Regions from separate parts of the Mus musculus genome. Here region 1 is linked to region 2. A link is a loop called in an ENCODE intact Hi-C map of the cell type or tissue named here. Cell type or tissue: gastrocnemius. All regions are shown on one strand. Links, peaks and the distances in the headings refer to the core of each region. The heading gives the core; the rest is flanking DNA.

Region 1 (8,340 bases), core at 264-8,263, 320 kb before region 2:
AGAGATGCTATGCAAACCTTGTTCCCCAATTTAGCTGGTCAATAAAAGGTTAGAGCCTGTGGTTGGGCAGTAGAGGGAGGAAGCAGGACAGGAGGATTGAGCGAGGGGGTTGCAGGTAGAGGAGAGAAGAGGGAAGAAAGGACATGAGGCTGGGGGAGGCCGCCAGGAGAGGAGATAGACCTGGGGTAGGCCGCCAGGAGAGGAGATGGGCCATGATCTCAGGGCCAGGAGAACAGCAGTAATACAGGGCATTATGGCTGGGACATAAGTTAGAACAGCTCCGAAACTGCCCAGTCTAGGCTTACAGTTTGTAAATAAAATACCTGGATTGTGTGTCTTCTTTACAGGCTAGATAGACTGCTTAATTCCATTCAACAAGCCATGGGTGTATTTAAAGCCCTAGAAAACTAGATTGATTTAAAATGTTCCAGTTTCCTCAACATTAAGGTTCTTTTCCACAGGACTGCCTTGTTTATTTTACCTTTAGTTAATTTTATGCAGCATAAAATCAGAAACGTATGAAATGGAATACAGAATATGGTAAATGTTTGACACATCGCATTGCTGTTCTGACTGCAAGCACACATCTGCCATCCAGGCACCCAGTGCCCGAGCTACTCCAAGACGGCTTCTTCCCAAGATTCCATATCTACGCATGCATACGAATACATATGCACACGTACACACAAGTACATGTGCACACTTATACACATGCAGACAGGTACATATGCACACGTACACACAAGTACATGTGCACACTTATACACATGCAGACAGGTACATATGCACACATACACACAAGTACATGTGCACACTTATACACATGCAGACAGGTACATATGCACACGTACACACAAGTACATGTGCACACTTATACACGTGCAGACAGGCACATATGCACACGTACACACAAGTACATGTGCACACTTATACACATGCAGACAGGTACATATGCACACGTACACACAAGTACATGTGCACACTTATACACATGCAGACAGGTACATATGCACACGTACACACAAGTACATGTGCACACTTATACACGTGCAGACAGGTACATATGCACACGTACACACAAGTACATGTGCACACTTATACACATGCAGACAGGTACATATGCACACGTACACACAAGTACATGTGCACACTTATACACGTGCAGACAGGTACATATGCACACGTACACACAAGTACATGTGCACACTTATACACATGCAGACAGGTACATATGCACACGTACACACAAGTACATGTGCACACTTATACACGTGCAGACAGGTACATATGCACACGTACACACAAGTACATGTGCACACTTTTACACGTGCAGATAGGTACATTTGTATACACACACATATGCACATACATACACATGTACACACATGTACAAACATACATGTGCATATGGAGTAGCAGAGTGATTCTCTTCCCTCCCTCCCTTCCTTCCTTCCTTCCTTCCTTCCTTCCTTTCTTTCTTTCTTTCTTTCTTTCTTTCTTTCTTTCTCTCTCTCTAGATTTATTTATATTATGTATATGAGTACAGTGTAGCTATCTTCAACACACCAGAAGAGGGCATTGGGTCTAATCACAAATGGTTGTGAGTCACCATGTGGCCACTGGGAATTGAACCCAGGACCTCAGGAAGAGTAGTCCGTGTTCTCAACAGCTGAGCCATCTCTCCAGCCCCCTTTTCTTTGCACAGTTGATGACATACTCTTCACACTATTTAACACCTCACTAATTTTACTGATAAACTCACATTGGTGGCTACAGTATCTAGTTATAAAACCCATCCATTCTCTCTTTACTGGCTGTGTACACTTACACCGCATAGATATCTCCTAGTTAATTAAAATGCTAGTGAATATTTACATCATTTGCATCTTTTGTTCCTTTGTTTAGAACAGGGTCTCATTTAGGCCAGGCTTGCTAGAACTCTCAACAGTTGACCTTGAACTCCTGGTTTTGGTGCCTGAAACCTTTCTCTTGGGTGCTGAGATCACAGGTGTCTGCCACTGCACCTTGCTTCACATTGCAAACAGTGCTATAGTATCAGTGTGTGAACCAACATCTCTCTCTCTCTCTGTATAAACTGTGAAGTGACATTTTTAAAAGTAGTACTCTCATAATTCTGTTTTTGCTTACATTTTTGAGAATTTCTACATGAGTACAATATATTTGTATAATTTCCACTCCTTTTCCTTAGTTTACTGCTTTGTGTGTGTGTGTGTGTGTGTGTGTGTGTGTGTGTGTGTGTAAACACAGCTTCCACCAAGTTCATCTAGTGTTGCTCATACGTCTCTATGCTCAGCCCTGACCACAGTTGGATAACCAACCCGGGGCTCCCCCTGGAGGATACTGATTCCCTTTCTTAGCAGCCATTGGTTGCCTATAGTGCTCACCTGGGGATAAAGCTCTGTGAGATTTCTCCCATCCACGGGCACGTCAGTCAGTTAGTGTAGTCACTATGCTGGTCTTCCTCAGGTAACTGTATTGTTGGGATGTCATGGATGCAACTTCCCTGTCTCATGCAGAGGACACTCTCTCATCGCAGATGTCCTGGGCCTCTGGCTCTTTCCATCTTCTGCCCCTATTCCTTGGTGCTCCCTGAGACGTAGGTATATGGGTTGTAGTGCATGTATATCAGTTGGTGTTGAACACCCTGTGACCAGTTGTATTTTACATTTTGACCAGTTGTAGATTTCTGTAATGGGCTCCAGCAGCTTAGAAAAGAAACGTCTTTGATGAAAGGTGGGAGGTGCACTTCCCTGTGGATGTACGGACAAATATTTCAAATGTGGTTACAAACTATACTGCTTTAGGAAAATGGCAGTTACCAGGGTCTATTTCCATGTCTATGGCCTTACCAGCCACAGGGAGGCTAGCTAGGTTTACAGGACCAGGCATTTTGAGATGGGGTCTTACTATGCCACCCTTTCTGGCCTGGGACTCATAGACATCTACCTGCCTCTACTTCCCAAGTGCTGACATTAAAGGTCTGTGTCATCATGCCTGACACTAGTAATTCTTCATCTAAAATACATGAGCTAAATCCTCGTTTCATTTTTGTTTTTTGTTTTTTTTTTACTTTTAGGGAAGTCTTGAGGTTTTTTCTGGACTGGGGCTGGTAGCAGGCCCCCCTTTAGGTGGCCTTTTGTATCAATCCTTTGGCTACGAGGTACCCTTTATTTTTCTGGGGTGCATAGTCCTGCTGATGATACCACTCAACCTATACATTTTGCCTAGTTATGGTAAGTTCAAACTTAATACTCGCTTTAGACCTTTTATTTTATTTGTATGTCTTTGTAAAGGATACATTACGGTATGTTGGCTTTTAGTTAATGTAATCAATGATACCTCTTTTGCCACACCCTCAAAAACTGGCTCTCTTTCCTAAAACATGGGTAATTAATTCATGAGAACTTTTGCTTACAGAGGACTAGGGATAAAGCTCAATTAGCAGACTACTTGCATCAAGTCCTAGGTTTGCTCTCTAGCTCCACACAAAGAGAACGATGGTGGTGCTCATCTTTAAAGCACCTCAGCTATAGGGTGAGTTTACGGCCAGCCTAGGTTGCATGAGGCCCTATCTTCAAACAAACAAACAAACAAACAAATAAATAAATAAAAGCATATCACAAAAATTTCTAGGTTTTAGGAGGATCAAAATACTTAATTTCTCCTCACAAGCCATTGCCATTGGGCTGAACTAAATCACCAGAAACTGCTGTGGGCAACACATTTTGTCTACAAAGCAGTAAAAGCAAGGTGAGATCCCTATAAGTTCTAGGCCAATGTGGCTTTAGGTTCTTTTGTTGTTTTTTTTTTGGGGGGGGGTGGGGTGGGGGTGGGATGGGGTGGTTGAGACAGGGTTTCTCTGTGTAGCCCTGGCTGTCCTGGAACTCACTTTGTAGACCAGGATGGCCTTGAACTCATAAATCTGCCTGCCTCTGCCTCCCAAGTGCTGGGATTAAAGGCGTGTGTCACCACCCCCCCCCCCCCCCCCCCCCCCCCCCCCCGCTCGGCTTGTTGGTTTGTTTTTAATACGGTCTCACTATGTAGCCCTGCCCACCCTGGAACTCACACGCCCAGAGATCTTCCTGCCTCTACCTTTCCCAACTCTAGGTTCTAGGTCAACTTTGTGTACTTAGTGAGTTCCACGCCATCCTGGGCACAAAGTGACACGTTTGTTTTTCACTCCGTGAGTTTCTTTGAGATACATCTCAAACAAACTAAAACATTCAGTGTAGCCGGTCAAGGCCAATTATTCCTTCCCAGTGGGCCTTCTGCTTGTCTGGAGCAGTAATAGTTACAAGGACACAGTAAGATAATAGTTCCTGGCACAGTAAAGGAATCATTCCGGGTCAAAGTTTCCATCCCCACATAAATCACTAATCACAGTGATAAGCAGCTGCATACTGTCATGGTTAACTGATAGGAGCTAACCAGGGCAAGGAGCACAGAACACTTTGGGCCATCAGGTTCTTAGCTGTGGCTCATTGGTAGTTCCCTTTGGTCCAAATGAAACTTACTAGCCAGGTTATGTACATTGTAAGCATTGATTCTTAGTAGGGTAGTCAACTTGTATTCTTGCTAGGTTACTATGGGGAACTGGGGAGAACAGAGCCAGCGAGGCAATACCACAGTAAACCACAAGGTGGTGCTTATCCTCTTTGCAAGTGTAAGGAATCAGTTTTTTGTTTGTTTGTTTTGTTTTATGTTGTTTTCCCTTCGTTTAGCATCCTGGGCTATGTCCAGGTATGATGGCTAAACAGTCAGCAACAGACCTGGGGAGATGGGTCAGCAGTGAAGAGCATTGGATGCTCTTGTAGAGGACCTAGGCTCAATTCCCAGCAACTACATGGTGGCTCACAGCAGCCATCTGTAATGGAATCTGATGCCCTCCTTCTAGTGTGTGTCTGAAGACAGCTGCAGTGTCCTCATATACATAAAAAAAAAAAAAATCTCAAAAAAAAAAAAAGAAAGAAAAAGAAAAAAAGAAAAGAAAAGAAAGGGGTTAGATTCTCATGTAGCAAAAGGAAAAAAAAAACTCTTTATTACATTAGGAAATGAGAAAAGATAGCTAAGACAGGCTAATTAAAACTGGAATTTAAAAAAATCCCTAAGGTCGATAATATTAAGTTTGGAGTGTTCCTAAATAAGTGCACTCTTACAGTTATTGAAAGTTTTAATGCCATTGAAAGTTTTAGGATAGATGTTACAGGAAATCTCCAACCCAAATAAACCCACGCAAAGAAAACACGACTCAGTTAATATGAATAAAACTGCATGCCTAGATTGGGCAGATCTGCCGCTACACTACCATCTTCCTCATCTGTGAGACCCCTTATTTGCTTGTGGTTCCTCCAGGCCACGGGCTTCTGCTCCACTTTCCTTCCACCCCCTCTGTCGTCCTCTCTTCTCCCTCTCCTCCATCTCGCCCAAACTTTCAGCTCCACCTTCTCTTCTCCTGCCCAATCACAGGCTCTAGCCTTTGTTTTACAAATTAAGTAGGGGGGAGGACTCATTCGTGTCCTAAGCCCCTCCCTGGAGAGTGGAATTAGCATCAAAATACAAGCAGTCCCTGGGCCATCAGCAACTGTAATGAAGTTGTCTTTTGTTTTGACTTGTGAGCAGTTAGAATCCTGTGTTCAATACCTGCTGCTCATTCCTTCCACCCCCATGGCCCGCCATACTTAGGCTACTTAGCATTGTGTGTTAGGAGTCCTTGACCCATTTCCATATCTGCTCTCCAGTTGTTCCCTGATGTCCTGTTCTAACAGTCATGGCATGCCACGCCTCTCATTAAAACCCTCAACCTGAGAATCTGAGGAGCCTGCTTTACACCATGGTGACAGGAGGATCTATGGAGTTACACAATAGTCCCACCTCCTTTGTGGGCCACATACTACAAGACCAGAGCACACATCAAGCCCACTTCTACTAAGTTTTGATGTGTGCACACATACTTACGGTAAAGTTTAATTTAAAATTAGGCACAGTTAAGAGATTAACAATATGGGGCTGGTGTGATGGCTCAGCGGTTAAGAGTACTAGCTGCACTTGCAGAGGAACAGAGTTCAAGTCCCAGCATCCACATGGTGGTTCACAACCATCTGTAACTCAGCTCTCAGGACAGAGCATCCTCTTCCGGCCTCTGAAGCACCAGGAACACATGGCAGGTTCCTGGCACAGACGGACATACAGGCAAAACACCACATACACATTAAATAATTAAATAATTGTAAAAGGAGATTAGCAATAATAATGAAAGCATAAAACAAGTACGATTACTATAATTAAAGTTGTTTAAAATTTAGAAACTCGTTGTTTCTGGATTTTTCCAGTTATTATTGTTATTATTATATAATTTTTTTTTAAAGACAGGGTTTTTCTGTGCAGCCCTGGCCATCCTGGACCAGGCTGGATTTGAGTTCAGTGATGCACCTGCCTCTGCCTCTTGAGTGCTGGGATTAAAGGCTTGCACCACCACGCCCAGCCATCCTTTTATTTTAAAACTTAAAACAATCGGTACATTTTACTTATTTCATTTTCTGTGTGTGAGTTTTTGACTGTGTGCATGTCTGGTGCTCACAGAGGTCAGAAAGAAGGCATGTGGGCACTGGAAACTAAACCTCTGTCTTTTGTAGGAGCAGCTAGTGTTCTTTACTGAGCTATATATTATAACAGATAATGCTTTCTGTATACGCAAGAAATGTAACAGATTAAAACAAAAGGTTTTTTTATAATTAAAAAAATTTTTTTGATTTATTTATTTATTATATGTAAGTACACTGTAGCTGTCCTCAGATACTCCAGAAGAAGGCATCAGATTTCATTACAGATGGTTGTGAGCCACCATGTGGTTGCTGGGATTTGAACTCGGGACCTTTGGAAGAGCAGTCGGCACTCTTAACCACTAGCCATCTCACCAGCCCTTAAAATTATTTTTATTTTAATATTATATTATTTGTTGTTTTCTCTCTGTCTCTGTCTCTGTCTCTCTGTCTCTGTCTCTGTCTCTCTCTCTCTCTCTCTCTCTCTCTCTCTGTGTGTGTGTGTGTGTGTGTGTGTGTGTGTGTAGCCCTGTCTGGCTGTCCTGCAACTCACTCTTGTAAACCAGGATGGCCTTGAACTTAGACTCCAACAACCTCTCTCTCCCAATTGCTGGGATTAAAGGCATGTGCCCCATGCCTGGTTATTTTTACCATTTTAAATTGTGTGATGGGGGCTGGTGAGATGGCTCAACAGGTAAGAGCACCCGACTGCTCTTCCGAAGGTCCTGAGTTCAAATCCCAGCAACCACATGGTGGCTCACAACCATCCGTAATGAGATCTGACTCCCTCTTCTGGTGTGTCTGAAGACAGCTACAGTGTACTTACATATAATAAAATAAATAAATAAATAAATCTTTAAAAAAAAAATTGTGTGATGAGTGCAGAGGCTTTGGAGCCCCTGGAGCTGGAGCTACTGGTGGTTGTGAGCCACCTGATGTGGGTACTGTAAACAGAACTCTGTTCCTCTTAAAGAGAAGTGAGTGCTCTTAATTGCCAACCCATCTCTCCAGCCCATCTTTTGTAATTTTCAATTCAAATTCATTGAAGTTCAAAATCCACTAAGATCAACTGCCTGCTGGCAATACCTGGCTATGCCACAAGGTGGCACTATACCCTCTCTAAAGTAAAATACATACTCTGGTTTGAGGGTTGCGCTTTTGAATGACAGTATTCTCTGTATTCTGAAAATTTCCCTGAGAATATTACCTAAAATAACAAAAGTTTGCACAGTCTTTGAATATTTAGATATTGCAGATAGCCATGCTGATACTCAGATAGTCATGAACTTGGGTTAGGAGACTGGGAGACATGATCTTAAATGATAAAAGTCGTTCACACAGTGACACACCGCCTTCCAGTCTCTCAATGTAGGGTTTAGTTTGCACTCACAAAAGTAACCAGGTCTTGTTTTACAAAGAAAATTAGGAACCCCCCCCTCCCATGACACACACACACACACACACACACACATACACACACCCCTGGTGGAGCTCGAAGCACAGATGGTGATTTCTCTGTGGCTGTTCATGCCACTGTCCCATCCAAAAGGCCTTACTTCTAGATTATAAGGTGAAAACCTCCCGGCACACACTGATTGCACTGGACAGACACTATTTGTGTTTGAAAACCTGAGATTTGCTTTTTTTTTATTATTTTTTTTTTATTTTGGAGTTTTGTTTTGTTTGTCTTTTGAGATCAGTCTTACGGAGCCAGGCTGGCTTCACTCACTATGTAGCGGGGGATGAAATGAATTCCTGAACCTCCTGCTTCTACCTCCTA
Region 2 (8,340 bases), core at 142-8,141:
TAGGGAATATTCATTTTCTCAGGAGAATGCATCCTTCAAAGTTGATCAAGTTATGAGACACAAGTCAAACATTCACAGATTTAAAAATCGAGATAACTCTTTGTGCTCTATCATATTAAAATGGAATAAAAGTTAAAAAAAATAACAAAAGAAACTACAGAAAGACTTGGAGACTTATCTTTGAACAATGGTTCATTCAAAAGAAATCATAAAGAAAATTCTAAAAGTTCTTAGAGACAGTGAAAATAAAAAAGACAGTTTCTCAGAACATCTGGGGCACAACCAAGGCAGCCCTAGAGGAATCCTTATGGCAATGAGTGCCCCACTCAAATATCTGAGGAATCCCAGATAAATCCCCTAAGGATGAGCCTAGGGAAAACAGCAAGCAGCCACTCACAAGCCCAACAGACAGCAAAGGATAGCAAGAATTAAGAAAGTAACGGAGCCTAAAATAACCAGTCATTTTTGTAAAAGTCAGACTGACAAACTCTTAGCCAACCTAAGTAAGAAAAAACAGAAATTAACGTTAGAGCTGAAAAAGAGATTATTAAAACAAACAACAATGAAATATAGAACATTATTGAAAAATCTATACTCTCAAATGCTGGAAAAAAAGAAGAAATAGGTAAATTCTAAATCCGTATCACCTACCAAAGTGAAAAGCCAGAGGGCCCAACCATTTAACAGACTCATAACATGCTGTGAGGTTGAAGCTAGGTTAAAAAGCCTCCCTTCAAGCTGGGCGGTGGTGGCGCACGCCTTTAATCCCAGCACTCGGGAGGCAGAGGCAGGCGGATTTCTGAGTTTGAGGCCAGCCTGGTCTACAAAGTGAGTTCCAGGACAGCCAGGGCTATACAGAGAAACCCTGTCTTGAAAAAAAAAAAAGAACAAAAAACCAAGAAACCAACAAACCAAAAAGCCCCCCTTCAAAGAAAAGCCCAGGGTCAGATGGATTCACAGCTGAATTTACTAAGCTTTTTAAGAAAGAGCTGGTGTTAAGTCTTCATTTTCAAAATACAAAGTGAAGGAACACTATCCAGTTCATTACACAAAGGCAGATTATTATGATACAAAAACCAGGTAAAGACCAATTTTTCTTGAACACAGACACAGAAATTCTAAAAAAAAATACTTACAAATTAAATTCAGAAACACATTAAGATCACACAAAATACTTAAAACAATAAATGCAACAATATATATATATATATATATATATATATATATATATATATATATATATATATATATATATATATATAACTTGAGGACAGAAGCTACCTAACCGTTTCTTTTAGTGCCAAAAAGGCACTTGGCAAAATTTAATATCCCTTCATGATAAAAGTCCTGGAGATATTAGGAATGACTGGAGAATATCTCAAAATAATAAAACCAAAGCAACTGTGGTGGTTTGAATGAGAGTGGTCCCCACAGGCTCCTATATTTGAAAGCTTGGTCTCCAGCGAGTAGGGCTGTTTGAGCAGAACTGGGAGGTGTGGGTTTGTTGGAAGAGGTGTATCACTAGGTGTGTGCTCTAAGGTTTCGAAAGCTGACGTTAGGCACAGTCTCTCTATGTCCACAACTTATGAATCAAATGCCCCAGTTACTGCTCCAGCACTATGTCTGCATGCCACCATGTTCCCTGCCATGATGTTCATGAACTAACCCCCTAAACCTGTAAGCAAGCCCCCAGCTAAATACTTCCGTTTATAAGTTGTTTTGGTCATAGTGTCTCCTCACAGCAATAGGTTGATAACTAAGATGTCGACCTTATAGCAAACAAAGACAAGTGGATATTCTCTACGATCTGGAAAGAGGTAAGCATGCCTGCTCTCTTTCTTGTTCAATATAGGACCCGAAGCTTTAGCTATAGCAATCAGAAAGATATGAATAAATCAAAATAGGAAAGTAGGAAGCCAAACTATCCGTATTTGCAGATGCCATGATTCTACACTTAAAAGACTCTTTAGGATCTACTAGAAAATGTTTTGATTTGATGAACATTTAAAGTTGCGTAATCCAAACTCAAGGAAAACTGGAGGCCCCATATTTGAATTTCCATATTGAAACAAATAATGTGCTCTCAGAGAAAAAGAATTAAGAAAAATATCCCAGCCAGGCGTGGTGGAGCACACCTTTAGTCCCAGCACTCGGGAGGCAGAGGCAGGCAGATTTCTGAGTTCGAGGACAGCCTGGTCTACAAAGTGATTTCCAGGACAGCCAGGGCTACACAGAGAAACCCTGTCTCAAAAAACTAAAAAAAAAAAAAAAAAATTCCTTTATGGTGTTATAAAAAGTTACAAACACATGTAAACAAAAACTTCAAGGCAGTAGAAAAGGAGGTCAAACAAGATAGTAAAGAATATAGGAAGCTTCCACCCTCCTGGACTGGCGGAATTAATCATGTAAAAATTGCTGTAACCGTGTACAGCCTAAACTCATGTGACCATCGTTTATTTGAACTGGCTTAACGCTCATAATGCCCTCAGAATATAAATTGTCTGATACTCAGAATAAAGTTGGCTATTGCATGAGACTTTAGTCCACCTCAGTTTTTGGCTCCATTCTTCCAGGTTCAGGCCACCAACTAGAGCAATAAAAATATATAACCATGAATAACCCAAACAGTCATAAGATGCAAAATCATAGCTAGTGGTAGCATAATACCTGACCTCAAACTATACTCCAAAGCTATAGTGACAAAGACAACCTGGATCCAGCATAAAAATAGACAGGAAGGCTAATGGGACAGAATATAAGACCTGGAAATAAACAGACAAAGTATGGTCACTTAATTTTTGACAAAGGGGTAAAAAACATGCACTAGAAACAAAGCCCCTTCAATAAAGCATGCTTGCAAAATTAGATAGTCACCTGCAGAATAACGGAATTAGACTAATAACTCTCACTTTGTATGAATAAATCAATAAAAAAATGGACCAAAGTCCTTGTAGAAGTGGATGGGGAGGAAGAGGGAGGCGACAAGGGAGGGAAGGACAAGGAGCAGAGGAACGGGAAACTGCAGTCAGGATGTAAAATAAATAAATAAAATAATAAAACAATATTTTAAAATCTTGAAATGCTAAGACTATCAGATAAAAGCCTAAAAAATAGTCTCCAAGGTGCTGGGGAAGGCAAGAATTTTCTGCATAGCATAGGAACTAGCCTAAGTATCAATAGTGAGTCTACATGGAAGCAAGGCATTTCTGCACACACAGCAAAGGAAACAGTCAGCGTCATGCGCAGACAGCCCACGGGAAGGGAGAAAAATCTCTGTATGCTTCACACAGGGACCTCCAAAAGCTGAGGAAATTAAATACCAAGTGATAAGACTGCCGATCAGCAAACCGGCTAGAGTACAGAGCAGACATTTTTCAAAGAAAGACCAAATGGACAAAAGCCGTTTAACAAAATGTTCAACATCTCCAGTCCTTCTTGTCTTTGTTTTTTAAAACTACTTTGAGGTAGATACCACCTCACCCTAGTCAGAATGGCTACCATCAAGAAAACTGGCAATGGAGAAGATGTGGAGAAAGATCTTTATTCCCTGCTGTTGGTAGTTCAAATTAATGTGACCATCATGGATATCAGGGTGGCGGGTCTTCAGAAACTTAAGTCTAAAACTGCTATGGTGGTTTGAATGAGAGCGGCCCCCATAGACTCATAGATTTAAATGTTTGGCCTCCAGCACTATATGAAAGGATTAAGAGGTGTGGCCCAGTTGGAGGAGGTGTGTCACTGAGGGTGGGTTTTGAGGTTTAAAAAAAAAAACCAAGCCAGCACCGTGTCTGCATACGCACTGCCGTGTTCCCACCATCAGGACAATGGACTGAACCTCTGAAACTGTCACAAACCTCAGTTAAATGACCCCCCTTTGTAAGAGTTCCTGTGGCTGTGGATTCTCTTCACAGCAACACAACAATGACTACAACCCCTACCACATGACCCAGTGATTCCACTCCATATCCTACACAGAGACATTTTTGCACATCCGAGTAGAATTCTGTTCTGTGTACTATAGCAAGGAAACGTTAACAACTTAGATGCCTGTCAACAAATGGATGGATAAAGAAACCCTAGTACATATATAAAATGGAATATTATTCATCTATGAAGAAGAATGAGATCAGAATTTCCCAGGAAACTGAACTCAGAATGAATACTATTCCGGGGGTGGGGGGCGGGGGGGCGGTACACACAACTTCAGAAAGAGAAAACGTGCTTGCTTATTCTCTCTCACATGCAGATTCCAGCATATAGCATAGACATGTATTTATGGAAACATTTAAGTGTAAGCATAGCATAATATTTACAATGGAGACCCCAAAAGGGTCCTCTTAGGTGACAGGGCAGGACAGAAAGCAGGCAAAAGGACACAGAAGCTGTGAAAAGGGAACAAAAAACTACTTGGTTTTCTAATTTCAACTCTGGAGTGTTTGTTCTTGTTTTTATTTTTGTTTTATTTTTTATAATTGATAATTAATGTGTAAAACCCCAAGGGAAGACCCACGGCTTCAGAATGACCATTCTAACCATGCAGTGTCATATTTTTATTTGAGTTTGTTGCAGTATGATTTTCACTAAGAAAGAAAGAAAGAAAGAAGATGTTTTCTAAAAGACAATAAAACAAAACCATGTATCCAGGCACTATTGTTTCATTCCTGAGGGAACTCCTCTAATAACTTAGAAATAATGTACATAACGACAGTATGAACTAAGTTTGAGAACAATAGCTAAAAGTGGATTAGGACATGAGTCTTTTTTAAAGGCTGTTTCAAGCTTATTGCATACATAAGGACCTCTACTTCTGCTGTAATTTGCTGCCCCCTAGTGGTCAATTTGAACAACCGTAAACTGATCAAAAGGAACCGAAAGCAAGAGAAACCTGGGCTATTTCTTTCAAAGGTACGAAAACTTTGGCTCTAACAAGATGGACTCCAGGGTGAGAACAGACAAGATCTCAAGAAGAAGCCATATTGGGTCCTGAATTCCGGGAACAGCTCCCCCCCACCCCCACCCCCACCCCACCCCCAGTGTTACTCCTGTCTAGTTTTACGTCCCAATTCCTGATTGCCCATGGATTTGTGTGTTAAACTACAGTAATTGTAACCATACCTCTGGGCACCATTAAAAAAAAAAATCTTTAAAAGAAATTAGACCTCTCCTCCACCCTGATCCTGCAACAAAACACTTTGAAAATGTGCCAGAATAAATAACACTTAAAAATATTAGTGGACTCTAGAATCATGTCATTGAACTCGAAACGACTCTCCCTTCACCTGCTGTGACTAGCTGTCCTGAGCTAAAGCATCTGCAGGCCAGTCGCCAGCTAAAGTGTACCAGCCCACAGCTCCAAGGTCCTCTCTCTGCCAAAAAAAAATCATAATCATAATGTCTTCATAAAAATGAGCTAAGAGTTTGAAACTCTTCTCTTCATCAGAATCACATTAGTCTTCACTAAGGGTACCTGCTTCAGATCTCCTGGTGTTCTGCAGACATTTCCCTCTTGAATCTAAACTGGATCCTGAGTAAGCTTTTCTCAACAGCTTTTCCATGGGATCCTGACACGGTTTTAAAGGAGAAGTCTCAACAAGGACTTAGGAAAGTCAGGTAACATCCACTGAGACAAGCTTGCTAAGCACTTTAGAGGCCAGGCGTCCTTCCGCGCAGGTGCTAAGAATGCAGGGAGCAGCTGAATAAGTTCAGAGTCTACTTAGGGAGGGGCCAAGTAAACAATAGTTTCCTTCAGGCTAGAGAGCAGCAAGGGCACCCGGGAGCTGGAGAGACTGGCCTTGGGGAGAGCCTGGTTGAAGACATTGGGGGTTTTTTGTTTTGTTTTTGTCTTGATTTTGTTTTTGTTTTTTGAGTGCCTCCTATCAAAGAGGCTCCTGAGTAAACTGTAAGAAATGGCATTCCTCTTCCAATCTGTGTGACCCCGCACCTTTAAAAGGCTAAATGTGAACTTATATTTGCTTGGTTGTTTGGAGGATTTTCACTGTCGCTGGATGGTTAGTCACAGACTTTACCGAGTTTGTAACTGTTATCAGAGCTGACTCTGTAATGCTGCTCACAAACTTTTTGCTAGTCAACGTGGGACTATAAGAGTCCAAATGGAGAACTGTGTTTGGTAATGTGAGGGGGCTGTGAGAGCCACAAATGGAAACAGAGTATTTAAAAGGGAAAAGTGATGGAAAGACAAAGAAAGGGCCGCAAGGAACAAGAGAAAGTATGTTTCTAAATGGCTACCTCCTTGTTTGGGTATTCTGCTGCTGCCGCCAGATATTTGTTCTCTCTCTCTCTCTCTCTCTCTCTCTCTCTCTCTCTCTCTCTCTCTCTCTCTCTCTCTCTCTCTCTCTCCCTCCCTCCCTCCCTCCCTCCCTCCCTCCCTCCCTCCCTCCCTCCCTCCTTCCCCTCCCCTCTCTCTCATCTCCTCACTTCTCACTTCTTTCTTCCTCCTCTCCCTCCCCACTCCCTCCTGCAGTATCTGTCACTTCCCCATTCTCTTTCTGAGTCTGTCCACTTCCTGTGGTCCTTCCGGAAGCAACACTCACACCCACACGCAGTGCCATACCTTGCCTATCACTCTAGAAAGCAGGAAGTTTTAAGAAAAACTGGAGCCAACTGGTCATGAGCAGAAATATCCAAGTGCAGTTTCAATTGGCTATCTCCTAACCTTTAAATTGAGGGTTAGCTTACTATCACAGGCAGTCCTCCATGTTAAAAAAAATATTTAAGACTTAAATAATAAACTCAAGGGGGACCTGGGAAAGCTCTTTTTGTTAAGAGGACCCAAACTGGGTTTCCATGACCACCCTAGTAGCTCCCGTTCCAGAAGATCTGATGTCTGCTTCTGGCCTTAGCAGTCTCTGCACACATTTAGCATACAGACATACATGCAGAAAAGAGCACACTATACATAAACAAAAATAGATAACATTGGAAAAACATTAATGAACATAGAATAATTTCACTGCACCTCATTCAATTTCTGTGACCAGAGAGTGATTCTCTCAGGACCACGTCATCCTGAGCCATTTCCAGGACACCATTCTCTCAGAGTCTACATGGTTCATTTGCTTTCAAATAAACAGACTTGTTCTTCCTCATGTATCTCACTTAAAGGGAAAAAAATTCAGAAGCAAATAGAAAAAAAAATTAACCATAAGGATGTTTATAAGTATATTCTTCCAGATTTTGACTCCCTGCCTGAGTGTGTGTATGTGTGTGTGTGTGTGTGTGTGTGTCTGTGTGTCTGTATGTCCATGCTTTATAAAATAAAATCATAACACACTGATAATATTAGTTATTTTCTTGAATTTATACTGGTGATCATCACAGAGAACCTTTGAAATATCTTTGTCTCTATTTCCTGGGTGAGGAAACAGGAGTTTGAGAGATTAAGTATATTAGCCAAGCCTCCTTTTTGTGAATTCCAGAGCTGTTTGAACGGGCCCTCTGGCTCAGTGAGCACTCTGTTATCTACAGTCTTGTGTGTTTATCTGTGCCCCTGGCTAGGTGTCTTAAATATGTAAAAAACGCCCTTTAAAATCCCCTTGGGCAGGCTTCTACACTCTTCACAAATGTCCTGAGGTTTATTTTGTTTTACTTTTTAACTTTTATTTGTTTGGGGGAGGGGGGCATCTGCACCTTGACGTTTGTGTGGCGGTCAGAGGACAATGTTATGGACAAAGTTCTCTCCTATGGTGTGAGTGCTGGAAGTCAAAGTTAAAGAGCCAGACGTGGTGGAAGGAGTTCCTTACTACCAAGCCATCCCTCAGGTCCTGTTGGGTTTTTAAAGTATGTGACACGTCCTTTCAGCGTGCTTTTCCAACTGGGGCTGGGCAGAGGACTTGGTTGACTACGGCTATAGCTTCCATACACTTGCAGAAAGGCTACACTTACCACAGGGCTACAGTACTGTACACAGCTGGTCCCCAGTACCCAGACCTGTCAATACAAATCGCATGCTTTATCATGTGGCTGTTTTTGGGCTATTTCACCTGGGCCCCCTGGCCCCTCAAAACAGTAGTGTTTAGGAACCTCTGTCCTGTTCTATTCTGTGTTCTAGAAAAGACAGCCCCTACACGGCTGAGACAATGTTCTCCATCTTTTCCTGTATTACACTTGGTACAAAGAAAGTGCCTCACCCTGACCCCCAACCCCTGCGCACACCATTTATAGTTAGCTCAACTTCAACTTCAGCTCTCCACTGACCAACAAGAACAAAACTTGTATTAATGAACCTCAGTGGGGACTTTGTTCTCCAAGTCCTAAATTTCAGTCTAGTGGCCTGTGCCAGCTAACAGAGCTTTCTGAGAACAAGAAGGCCTGGGGTTAGGC

Evidence for each region. A loop is a pair of places that touch in the nucleus more often than their neighbours do. Peaks named below come from ENCODE experiments on the same cell type or tissue, not always from the same donor. Only the 100,000 strongest peaks of a DNase experiment are listed, where the experiment ranks them.
Region 1: a loop joins it to region 2, with 7 times the contacts of the local background. A loop is called at or near these places in 29 of 42 quality-filtered maps.

The regions. Positions count from the first base shown.
Region 1 is chr10:23,807,692-23,816,031 of GRCm38, forward strand. It overlaps Slc18b1 (solute carrier family 18, subfamily B, member 1), which reads left to right. Exons shown (of 14, transcript NM_183116.2): 6 at 3,098-3,254. Among named protein-coding and RNA genes, the nearest start is that of Slc18b1, 15 kb to the left of the region's middle. In gastrocnemius, for the core only: CTCF peaks have their summits at 4,659 (motif pointing right) and 7,654 (motif pointing right); DNase peaks (open chromatin) are centred at 4,654 and 7,657.
Region 2 is chr10:24,126,813-24,135,152 of GRCm38, forward strand. It overlaps Gm40614 (predicted gene, 40614), which reads right to left and starts at 5,672. Exons shown (of 2, transcript NR_168522.1): 1 at 5,468-5,672. In gastrocnemius, for the core only: a CTCF peak has its summit at 4,831 (motif pointing left); a DNase peak (open chromatin) is centred at 4,831; H3K4me3 peaks cover 827 bases.